2 separate regions of the Homo sapiens genome follow, and region 2 is linked to region 1. A link is a contact called in ENCODE Hi-C or POLR2A ChIA-PET data. All regions are on one chromosome and are shown on one strand. Each heading gives the region's core, a stretch centred on a gene start or an enhancer-like site at or near the end of the contact. The rest is flanking DNA. Distances are from core to core; before and after follow the strand shown. Region 1 overlaps GABBR2 (gamma-aminobutyric acid type B receptor subunit 2). Region 2 overlaps GABBR2 (gamma-aminobutyric acid type B receptor subunit 2).

What was found. Hi-C counts contacts between places; a loop is a spot of excess contacts on that map. ChIA-PET counts read pairs that join two places held with the same protein, here RNA polymerase II (POLR2A). Pooled maps may share reads with other maps.
Region 2: a loop to region 1 is called in a map of posterior vena cava, with 19 times the contacts of the local background. The contact joins two enhancer-like sites. A Hi-C loop is called at or near these places in 6 of 168 maps with a recorded cell type or tissue (CD14-positive monocyte, IMR-90, K562 and 3 more) and 3 of 50 pooled maps. POLR2A ChIA-PET finds 5 or more read pairs at or near these places in 3 of 52 experiments (AG04449, AG04450 and activated CD4-positive, alpha-beta T cell).

Annotation. Positions count from the first base shown.
Region 1 is chr9:98,332,561-98,335,577 of GRCh38, reverse strand. The region is part of intron 13 of GABBR2 (gamma-aminobutyric acid type B receptor subunit 2); the gene reads left to right. Among named protein-coding and RNA genes, the nearest start is that of TBC1D2, 78 kb to the right of the region's middle. RefSeq lists a cis regulatory region at 2,823-2,840 and an enhancer at 2,760-2,904. Within about 2 kb of position 1,502, at least 2 of the 41 ENCODE cell types and tissues checked have a DNase peak (open chromatin) inside an H3K27ac peak, as active enhancers do; they include endothelial cell of umbilical vein, where a contact is called at or near this core.
Region 2 is chr9:98,373,428-98,376,444 of GRCh38, reverse strand. The region is part of intron 11 of GABBR2 (gamma-aminobutyric acid type B receptor subunit 2); the gene reads left to right. Among named protein-coding and RNA genes, the nearest start is that of TBC1D2, 120 kb to the right of the region's middle. RefSeq lists an enhancer at 978-1,037 and a silencer at 1,044-1,338. Within about 2 kb of position 1,629, at least 6 of the 41 ENCODE cell types and tissues checked have a DNase peak (open chromatin) inside an H3K27ac peak, as active enhancers do; they include endothelial cell of umbilical vein, where a contact is called at or near this core.

The DNA of each region.
Region 1 (3,017 bases), core at 253-2,752:
ACACCCCCCAAAATATCTGATTTAACTGGCTTAGAAAGGGCCCTGTGCATCAGGAATTTTTTAAAGTTGCCATGGGTTCTGGTGTGCAGCCGGAGTTGAGATTCTCTGGTCCAGACTCTCACGAATCTCTAGGAAGGGCCCAAGACTGTACCTTGGATACCAGGGTGATAAATAGACTCAGGACAATAAATTTTTACGACTAGAAAGTAAAAGAAGAAAAGGCTGAATCCAGAAAATCTGAAGTCCAGTTGGTCCCTGCCAGCCAGAGATGATGATGATGACAAAAGAATTACAGACTCAGAGAGAGGCCCACCTGGGGAGTTCATGTGTGCAGACCCCAAAGAGCTACGCAGGCCCTCTGGTCTCATATTTTTCTGAAAATCTTTGTGTTAGCATTTGAACAATTGTTTCTCCAGTGGAAGAGAGAGAGCAAGGAAGAGGAAAAAAGGGAGGTTTCTATGAGGTTTCTATTTCTGCAGCATTGTTCATTGCAATGGGAAGACAGAGGGTGAGCAAGTTCCACACCAGAACTTTAGGCAGGTTTGTTTCTAAGTGCTCTACAATCACAAGGAAACCACTGACCACAGAAACCAACAGGGAAGAAAAAAGGACAAGGGAACCACAGTGTCCAGGCACCTCAGCACTCATGGTGGCTCGGAAAGGAACCGCCAGCCCTGTGGTGGGATGTTCATTCTTTTCTGCCCTTGTTTAGCTTGAAGTTTCTCCCTAAAGCGATAGTGGATTAAGCTTCAAATACTGAGTTGTTTTGTCCTTGACAAAGGATGAAACATTTAACATGCCCCAAAGATGCTCTGTTCATGTCAGAGGAGGCTGAGACAACCTGTGAACCACCCCTTAGGGGACAGCAGCCAGAAGAAACACGATCATTGCTGGTCCTGCCCAAATCTCACTTCCCAGCCCACCCACCCATACTCTTGCCCTTCTCTGGACTGGTACCCCAACTCCAGGCTTACCCTACTCACATGCAAGCACCCAATAGTAAGCAAACACGTACTATAATAATGACAACAGTGTCTCACATTTCAACAGCATGGCAAAGTTCACAAAGCACCTTGACATCCCCATTTTAGAGATTCATCAGAGGAAACTAAAGCTGAGTAGGTGACCTGACTGGCCTGAGATAACCTTGCTTGCTACGCATGAGAACTGGAACCCAGCCCAAGCCTTGTGGTATTGGATGAGTCAGTATCCCTTCCACTGGGATTGATCCATTCACACTTCCTGCTTCTTTTTGCATCCGTCCCTTTGTTTTCTTTTTCTTCATTGATGCTTTCAAAATTATTAGCTTCCAATTGTGCATAATGTTCTCTTACAAATGCTTAAATCTCTTTCACATCTGTGATTATCTGGTTGATGGTTCATGAGAGTGAACAGATATTCAAATCCAGCAAGTTTAGATCTGAGAGCTTCACCTTCCAGTCCCGCTTCATCCTTAGTACTAGATCTACTCAGCCTTCTTCTAGGATTTCAACAAAGCTGCATTGTCTTAGGAGTAACAATAGCAAAAATAATCATAGCAACAGCTTTTCTTGAGTGCATGCTATGTGGTAAGCACTGTTCCAAGTTCTTTGCTTTATCAACTCATTCAGTCTTCACAACAACCCCATGTGGGAATTACCATTATTATCCCCAGTCTACAGATGAGGAAACTGAGGCACAGAGGGGTTAAATAACATGCCCATGGTCACACAGCTGGTAAATATACAACATGTAGCCCTTAGTGGTTAAGCAAGTAGACTCTGGAGCTAGGCTTAACTCCAAATCCCAGTTCAGCCACTTACTGTGTGAAGTTAGGTTAGTGTACTGGGCTGAATTGTCATTCCCCCTAAACGATATATGCATCCTTACCCCTGGACCTGTGAAATGTGGCCTTATTTGCTAAAGGGGTCTTTGCAGATGTCATTATGTTAAGGGTCTTCAGAAGAAATCATTTTGGATTACCCGGATGGGCCCTAAACTCGATGACAGGTGTCCTTATAAAAAATACACATAGAGGGACACAGACACAGGGGAGAAGGCCATGCGGAGATGGAGGCAGAATGATGCAGCCACAGCATGGAATGCCTGGGGCCACCGGGAGCTGGAGAAGACATGGCAGGATTCTTCTCTTGAGCCTTCAGAAGGAGCACAGCCCAACGGACATCTTGACTTTGGACTTCTGGCCTCCAGAACTGTGCAAGGATTAATTGTCTATTGTTTTAAGCCGCCCAATTTATGGTAGTTTGTTACAACAGCTCTAGAAAATGAGTATCATTTCTGAGGGCTTCAGCCTTAAAATGGGCCTAGATAGGAGAAGTGCCCACTTTACTGAGCTTTGGGGAGGACTAGAAGGGATGCCTGTAAGATTTGCCCACACCCAGCACCTGGAGAGCACTTGATGAAGGTTAGCCCTCATACAGAGCATCATTTATTACCCGGCCTTTGGCTGCTCTGCCCTGAACCCTTGCAGAGCCCACGGAAGCCAGCCCTTCACATTGCCATCTTCTTGTGTCTGACTCGTTGCCACTGGGACCCCTGAGCCCAGCCCAGCGTGTTCCTGGCTCAGGAATCTCAGAGGAATCAAATCTGACTCCCAGACCCAGGCTGCAGAGGCCTCTCTGAGCCATTATTACCAGGGCTGCCAGAGCGAGACTATGAACATCCACATGTGGCGTTTTAATATTTTACCCAAGAAGTCATTTTCTTCCACGATTCAGACACAGAAGACTCGAAGAATTAAAGTGAGAAAGGTACTCAGGGCCTGCATGATTTCCGCCAATGGGCGTGGAGGATTTTCCTGTGTCTGTTCAGGCTCTTTCTTTCTTATCTGCGTCTTACAGCAGACGGGAAGCCAGCTGACGAGAGATTGCATGTTCATACCAATTATTAAAAATATATGGCAGGCTTCTGGAAATGCATTCACATGCCAAGGAAATAGAATGCAGTCACCAGCCCAGGCCCCTGCACTGTGTGCTTTGGAGGAACAGTGCGGCATCTGTAAACACAATGATACAAGG
Region 2 (3,017 bases), core at 380-2,879, 41 kb before region 1:
AAAGTGACTTGCCCCTGTGTCCAGCCAGCCACCAGGGCTTGCTCTTCCATCTGACTTGCTGGCCTGAAGCCCACATGAATCTGTGGCAACAAGGAGACCCGGAGCACAGCAGTCCCATGCGTCATCTGTCAGAACAGGCCTGCCAGCAGAGGTTGTATGTCCATTTTCATGTTGATCCCCAGAAGGGCAGTGAAAGCCCTTCACCCTCCCAGGCATGCTTCATGAAATCAATGGAGCAAGCGGCTGAGCAGAATTGTTCTGGGCATAGATTTTTCCTTCCATTTGGAGACTTGCTCTCATTTCTTTTTCCTTTTTCATAGCTGGGACTGAGATGGGCACTACCTGCCTAAAGTTTGTCTTCCCCCATGGATGGATTATGTTCAAGGCAGTTCGCAGAGGGGGCTGAGTACCTGATGGCTAAGGGGAGAAAAAGAAAGATGTTAAATCAGAAAAATAAACACACGTAAGACTTTAGGAGAAAAAGTGAAGTAGCTATTTGGTGTTGACGAACCAGTAGAGACTTGTATTGGTGGTAACATATTGGAAAACAGAATCATTAGAACCCTTCAGATGAAACCTTCTCGTTTACTTGGCATCATAGAGCCACATAGAAGGGAGGCACCTGGGATGTCATTAAATGAAACCTCCCTCAGTGCAGGAAATGCCCCTGGAGCATTCTGATGGAGGGGGAGAAGGGGGGGAGTCTTCCAAGCTTTGCTTGAATATGTGGAGTGATGGGGAGCTCACTACCTGTCAGACAGCATGTGGAAGGGGCAGCTGAGGCCATGAACTCAGCCTCTTTTGCTATCAAATGCTCCAGTTCTCTCTGTGGTCTTCCTTTAATTTGCTTGCTCAGGCTCAACTTGCACATCTGTGGTGACAAAGAGTTCATGACCTCCTAAACTGGCCCATCCAGTCTGATTGTCTCCTCTTGGCTCCAGAGATTTAAAGGTGGGCAAAGCAGGCCCTGCCTCCCAGTAGCTTCATCTAGTGGGAGAGGCAGACAGGTAATCAGATAGATGTCATCTCTGTGTGACCAGCAGAGCAGAAACATGCTTGAAGGCAGAAGTCATGAGGAGGAAGTAGTCATGACCTCCCTGCAAGGTCTCAGTGGGCTTCTCAGAGGAAGTGGCTCACAAGTTTGGATTTCAGAGGATGCATGAGAAGTTGTGAAGAACAAGGAATGGCATTTTGGGTGGAGGAAACAGCGCGTGTCAGACCCGGCAGCATGAGCCAGTGTGATGTGAGGGGAAAGACTGAGCAGGGCAGGATGGTTTGAGAAATATCAGAAGAGGTAAGGTAGAGGGGGCTGCACCCTGCCTGCTAAGAATTTGGAGTTTAACCTGAGGGCTCTGTGGGGCAGCGATGGGTTTAAATCCCAGAAACTTAAGCTGGAGTAACACTTAATATGGGGACTCACTGTGGAGCCCTGGCAGTAGGTGTCTGGTGATTGTATGCAGGAATGCTCCCAGAGACAAGGTGGTTGGTCAGTTCTCTACACCAGACAGCAATGGGATGCAGCATTGAGAGTCTCCAAGACAACCCCCAAGTTCAATGATTCACTAGGACTCTCAGGGCTCAGCACACAGTCATACTCGCAGCTATGACTTATTACACTGAAAGAATACACAGCAATATCAGCAAAGGAAAAGGCACGTGGGGAGGCAAAGTCCAGGGGAAACCAGGTGGCAGCTTCTGATAGCCCTATCACAGCGGAGGAGCACAGGACACGCTTAAGTCCCCCAGCAATGAGTAGCGACCACATGTGTGAAATGCTGCCTAGGGAAGCACATTAGAGATGACACGCCCAGGGTTTTTAGTCGGAGGATGGATATGTCGACACCGTCTGCCTACTATGTAACAAAATTCCAGACTCCCAGAAGGAAGGCAGTGTTCAGCATAAACCACGTTGTTTGCACAACCAGTTCAGGCACAGTGAGCTGCTCTTATCATTGAGGGGATGGTGGGAACTGTCCAGAATCCAAGCTCTCAGATACCAGCCAAGGACCAACCTTCAAATCAGACCTTTCTAAAGATAACAGTCTCAGGCCTGCTATGTTAACTCTTTTCTGCCCAGGCATCCTCAGCTATTCTTCGCTTTTAGTTTATGGCAACATATTGCAGTTTCCAGATGCCAGATTAAATTTATATTATTGAATTTTAACTAACTTGACTAATTATATGATTGAGTGAATTTAGCCCTCACAAAATAGACAAGTGGCCTGGAAATGATTGTTTCAAAGAAAACCTAAGTCAAAGCAAATATTAAGAATGCTTGCACACCAAGGCCAGGTGCAGTGGCTCTTGCCTGTACTCCCAACATTTTGAGAGGCCGAGGCAGGAGGATCACTTGAGTTCAGGGGTTCAAGACCAGCCTGGGCAATATAGCAAGATTTCGTCTCTACTAAAAATCAAAAAAATTAGCTGGGCATGGTGGTGCATGCCTGCAGTCCCAGATACTCAGGAGACTGAGGTGGGAGGATTGTTTGAGCTCTGGAGATGGAGGCTGAAATGAGCTGTGATTGTACCACTGTACTCCAGCCTGAGGGACAGAGCAAGATCTCATCTCAAAAAAAAAAAAAAAAAAAAAAAAGGAATGCTTTGCACACTGGAGTGACACATCTCCTCAAAATAGATCTTTGTCAGCCACAGGATGAGGTAAAAATGATGATATTACTTCATCTTTGTCCTTTTTAAAATGCCCATGGTCTGTATATGGTCATTTGTAAAATTAAACATGTTCAAGAGAATGTTATCAAAAATGCTGTAGACCATTGGTCTTAACAGTCATGTCACTAAATTAGCTTTACAAGTGTGCTGAGGTCCCTGGAGGGTGTTACAGGTTGGTCAGCTACCCCCTCTGGGTGTGTCCTGGTCCTTTGACATCCGGCTCCTAGGTGTAGATGAACCTGATTTGAGTTGAGGAGACTCCATCTGAGGAGGAGGCAGCAGCAGGATGTCGGGGAGAGAGGCCTGGACCGGGTCAAAGCATCGAGTTCCAGGCTTAGCTCTGGAGC